Linked DNA regions of Homo sapiens: region 2 is linked to region 1. Evidence: chromatin loops called from intact Hi-C (ENCODE). Cell type or tissue: heart left ventricle. All regions are shown on one strand. Links, peaks and the distances in the headings refer to the core of each region. The heading gives the core; the rest is flanking DNA.

Region 1 (2,801 bases), core at 275-2,774:
ATAGCACCATTGTACTCCAGCCTGGCGACAGAGCGAGACTCCATCTCAAAATAAATAAATAAATAAATAAATAAATAAATAAATAAATAAATAAAATATAAAATAAATAAATAAATAAATGTAAAGAACAAGAATATTTTGACATTCAAAGTAGTAAACAGCTAAACTGTCTAAATAAGCTCTGAGAATGGAATATACTTTCATATCTTTCCAGTATGAGAAGCAACTTCTCAGTCAGATGTTCCAGCTATGGTATTCTTTGTAAAATAACAACAAAAAATTAGTAGGAACATTTCTATTTTAAAAACTCCTATTTATTGAACAGTAAGTTGCTACTACTGAGCTTTTAATTTGCCCTCCCACCTACTTTTTATTTGTAAATGGAATAGATAATTAATAAAATCTGTAAAAACATCTATTTGGACAAATGATGCTTTTGAATACACATATGCTAAGTTATAGCTGTATATCCTCCTTATATAGAAAATGAGAAATCCCAGCGGCATATGTGGAATATTAACTCTTGAGAAGGAAATACTTGAGTTGTTTTCTAATCTATTGCCTAACTTGGGAAAAAAATAAAAATGACTTATAATATGTTATGGTTATTTACAGGTATGCAATAAATCCGTATTTATAGATGTTGAAAAAACATGTTTTTGTGTGATGGGACTACTATCCAGTTTTCTTTCCATTGATGATGGAACTAAGAAAAGGAGTAAATCATTTTTCTTTAAGTGTGCAAGTGACATATCTATTTAGATTTATTTTTTCCTCAATAAAGGGTTTTCTTCAACATTCAGGGGAATTACAACAGCAGTAAATGTGATTAATTTTTTGGCAGATGCTCTCCCTGACCTTCTATGTCTGTTAGGCATCATATCTACCTAATTTCCGTATTCTTCTTTACTTCATTGATCTCTATTATGCTGTCTGTCAAATTATACTAGAAGTTTCTAGAGGGCAGGAGCTTATAGAGTTTTGAATCTCTCCTATTTAGCATGACATGAGCTCCATATAATGAGTTGAATTAACAGTTGCAAAGATGAACAGAACCAGCGTCTTGGAGGAGAGGCAGGAGGGGTACGCAGGTCCCTGGAGGGATGCTGTTAACAGACATGAGATCAGAATTTCCGTTTGGATGAGACGTAATGGGAAGGGAGGTATTTGAGAATCTTAAAGTACCCCAAATGGCCTGGGTTAGGGTTTAGGCCCAACTTAACCCCTTTTCCAAATTCTGCTAAGGCTGGAGAGGTCTGGGAGAAATAGAAGATAAATTAGTTCAACCGTTCTCAGTAAGGAAAGCACTGCCCCCTGGAGGTTATTCTGGAAATTGTCAGCATGTTTTCTGGTTGTGAAAAGATTGGGTAGGTGATTGTGGGAGGGGTGTGTTACCACTATTATGTAGTAAAGTAGGATCCAGGCATTTTAGATGTCCTGTCATGTGTGGAAGAGCCCTGGAGAGTAAATAGATATGCTGTAACCTGTACAATTCTCATGTTAGCCTAGAAATGAATTCCATCTGACATATACATACAAAGTGTTTACAACATGTAAATTAAAAGAAGAGTATAGCATTTTGTTTTGTTCAGCAATTTACCAAAAGTTATTCATCATTTCAGAAAATCATGTCACTGATTGCAGACTGCAATGTTGGTCATGCAATTGAGCAGTTGACATGACACACCTGTTAATTTGCATGGGTGCCAGTTTGCAAACCATGAGAGTTTGCCTGTCATACCCAGTAATGAGTGGTTCTTTGTACTGGTGCAGGCATCAGGCCACTATAATACATTTTCCAGTGTAAGGCAAGTCTAACTGCTTACATAATGAAATATATAAGGTATATTAATTTGCTAGGGCTGCCATAACAAAATACTACAGACCGATGGCTGAAACAGAAAATTCTATTTCTCACAGTTTTTGAAGCTGGACGTCCAAAATCAAGGTGCCTACAGGGTTGATTTCTTCTAAGGCTTCTCTCCTTGGCTTATAGATGGCCACCCTCTCATTGTGTGTTCACATGGTTGTCTCTGTGCACGCACATGTCTAGTGTCTCTCTGTCTCTGTCGTAATCCCGGTTTTTGTAAGGACACCCATCATACTGGGTTAGGACCCACCTTAAATACCCTATTTTAATATACCTCTTTAAAGACCTTATCATCAAATGTGGCCACAGTCTGGACGCTTAGGGTTACAGCTTCCACTTATGCATTTTTTAGTCGGGGGAGGGGGGGTCATAATTCAGCCAAAAATATATGGCTTCTTATAAATTAGTATTCATTTATTTCTTCTTCATGGTAAACTTAGAGTGTTAGATTGTGCTTTGTGTGAAGGTAGGTTATATAGTTCCAAGATTCCTTTACAGAATCTCTTTGCTAGAAATTGAGTCATGGGGGTGGTTACCTTCATGCTGTTCTTGTGATAGTGAGTTCTCATGAGGTCTGATGGTTTTATAAGGGACTTTTCCCCTTTTGCTTGGCACTGCTTCCTGTCATCATGTGAAGAAGGACGTGTTTGCTTCCCCTTCCACCATGATTGTAAGTTTCCTAAGGCCTCTCCAGCCATGCTGAACTATGTGTCAATTAAACCTCTTTCCTTTATAAGTTACCCATTCTTGGGTATCTTTATTAGCAGCGTGAGAATGGACTAATACAATACCTAATATTGGGTATCTTTATTAGCAGCGTGAGAATGGACTAATACAATACCTAATATAATGTAACGCTCAGTGGAATATGGGAGCACCCTGTAACCAAACACATTGAATTTGTTGTAGCAAATATTTACAAGTAGGTGGG
Region 2 (2,801 bases), core at 286-2,785, 490 kb before region 1:
CCTGAGCCAGTAGTGGCAACCTGCTGGGTTGCCGTTCCCCACTGTGGAAGCTTTGTTCTTTTGGTCTTTGCACTAAGTCTTGCTGCTGCTCACTTTTTGGGTCTGCGCTGCGTTTAGGAGTTGTAACACTCACCAAGAAAGTCTGCAGCTTCACTCCTGCGGCTAGCGAGACCACGAACCCACTGGAAGGAACAAATAACTCCAGATGCGTCGCCTTTAAGAGCTGTAACACTCACCGTGAAGGTCCGAGGCTTCATTCTTGAAGTCAGCGAGACCAAGAACCCACAAATTCCGGATACAATGCCATTGCACTCCACCCTGAGCTATGGGAGTAAAACCTGAGCAATGGGAGCAAAACCATATCTCAAATAATAATAATACACTAATTAAATTAATCTCACTTGTTCTTTTTTTTTTAAATGTGGCTAGTAGAAAACTAAAAATTACATATGTGGCTCACGTTGCATTTCTACTGGGTAGCGCCTGGCTTTAGACAAAAAGTGAGTATAGTAAAAAAAGAAACTTTTTGAGGATTCAACGGATGGGGCATTCCATGATGTAGCACTTGTGAAGAGGGGGACCTAGGTGTAAAAAGGACTCTAAAGGAAGCAGCCTCAGAGGGAAAACACCGGGGAGGATGTTGTGTTCTGGAAACCAAGTGAAAAAAGAGGGAGCCAGCAGTTCAGAGACTGCTGTAAGGTGATGTACAATGTGGACTGGAAACTGACCGTTGGATTTAGCAATGTGGAAGTTGTTGGTGTCCTTGTTGGTTTCAGTGTGTATGTATGTGGGAGGGCGGGGTGGGAATAGGAATGGCATGAAAAACTCATCAGAGTTGACTAAAAAGGGAATTTAGGTAGGGATTAGAGCATCAGTTATAGAAATTTGGCCCTCCAGAGGAGCAGAATAATGGAGGTGCCAAGGAATAGGGGTTCAAGGGAAATATTGTTTGTTTAAGGGAAACATATATTTTAAAGTAGCTACTTTTTATTCTCTATTAAGATTTTGACCTAAGTAAATCATCTTGCAAATATCTATTAGCTCACAGGCATCTTCTATTTTATTTTATCAGAAATAAGAAATGCTAAGAATTTTAAAGGAGTACCCGTATTTGGTTTGGCCCACAAAATCATTGTGAACAAAGTGGTCTAGGATTACAAAAATCTGTTTTTAGGGTTACTAACATTACTACCACAATGGATTGCACACAGTTCCCTAAAACATAGAACTGTGACATTATCTGTGTTGCAGGGCAAGTGTGTGAAATTCCTGAACTTTGGAATAGAACATAAATGCCAGACTTCTTGTATTACATTTTGATGAATCATCATATCTTATTAATCTTAACAGTACTTAGTGTAGCTCATGGCACATAAAAAGTGCTTAATATAATTGAATGAATGAAGACAATCTCAGCATCTGAAATACCAAAGAGCCTAGCAGTACCCAAGAATTCACCAACAGATGGCACCATGCTGTTTCCCATAAGAGCTTATATAGAAACAATGTTAATATGACATTCAGTTCCAATTTCAAGTGCTGGTTAGGGGTAGAAATGGAATCCTCAAGAATATATTTTACTACTTTAAATTTTATAGCTGAATTATTAAAGCATGTTCATATGTTTTTTTTTTCTTATAAATAGCTAAATTATCTAAGGCCCTTTCCTTAGGTCAGAGCTTGAAAAGAAAATGAGATTGATTTGTAGATCAGATAAAGAAAATACCCACAGGTTATTATTATTAAAATATTTGTGAATACTAAGAAGTCGAGTTGCACAATCCATTCTCCCTGAGAGATTAAACTCCTTCAATGGCAGTAAAAACAAGGATGTTTTGCATACATCAGAGCACGGGCATGATGCTTTAGAGAGCAAATGTTGCATTTTGCAGTTCCAGTGTAGACTGGAGGTGACAAGGACCAACCTAAACACTCAGTGTGCTAGACAAACCAATATGGTCTTCACATACCATGTGTAAAATATTCCCTGGAGGGCCACATGTAAATAGAGCTCCCACTGTGACCCTCATTACCTTTTCTGTAGAAGTAATTATGACTTTCATAATTTTCTATGCCCTTTATTTAACCTGCAGGTCTGAGAAGTGGATGGATGTGTTTTAAGACAACAGTGTGGTGAAAAGGCCACAGCTTGGCAGCTCCTATAGCATGGAGAGTCACACACAGGATAGACAGGGCAACAGCCGTGGCATGAGCAACCTTACAGTATTAATCATTTACTTAACCATTTGAGAAGAGTGCCTGCTGCCACTTTATCTATCTAATCTATCTATCTATCTATCTATCTATCTATCTATCTATCTATCTATCATCTATCTATCTATCTATCATCTTTTTTTTTTTTGTTTTTTGAGATGGAGTCTCACTCTATCGCCCAGTCTGGAGTGCAATGGCGCGATCTCAGCTCACTGCAACTTCCACCTGTTGGGTTCAAGCAGTTCTCCTGCCTCAGCCTCCTGAGTAGCTGGGACAACCGGCACGCACCACCATGCCTGGCTAATTTTTTGTATTTTTTAGTAAAGAAGGGGTTTCACCGTGTTAGCCAAGATGGTCTCTATTTCCTGACCTCGTGATCCACCCGCCTCAGCCTCCCAAAGTGCTGGGATTACAGGCGTGAGCCACCACGCGTGGCCCTATCTATGTTATCTATGTACCTATGTATCTATCTAATCTATTTAGTCTCATCATGAAGTCTCTATCTCAGATGCAGATACAATCTGCAGATAAATGCAACTGGCCAAAGCTAAGAAAGTAGGTGCTTTTGAATTGGCTGGCCCTGCCAC

What was found. Hi-C counts contacts between places; a loop is a spot of excess contacts. Peaks named below come from ENCODE experiments on the same cell type or tissue, not always from the same donor. Only the 100,000 strongest peaks of a DNase experiment are listed, where the experiment ranks them.
Region 2: it touches region 1 in a loop (4-fold over the local background); 10 of 110 quality-filtered maps call a loop at or near these places.

The regions. Positions count from the first base shown.
Region 1 is chr4:42,864,469-42,867,269 of GRCh38, forward strand. No RefSeq gene overlaps it. Among named protein-coding and RNA genes, the nearest start is that of GRXCR1, 27 kb to the right of the region's middle. In heart left ventricle, for the core only: a CTCF peak has its summit at 1,324 (motif pointing left); no DNase peak of the experiment used is centred there.
Region 2 is chr4:42,370,179-42,372,979 of GRCh38, forward strand. The region is part of intron 1 of LOC105374428 (a long non-coding RNA gene); the gene reads right to left. Among named protein-coding and RNA genes, the nearest start is that of SHISA3, 26 kb to the right of the region's middle. In heart left ventricle, for the core only: a CTCF peak has its summit at 1,460 (motif pointing right); no DNase peak of the experiment used is centred there.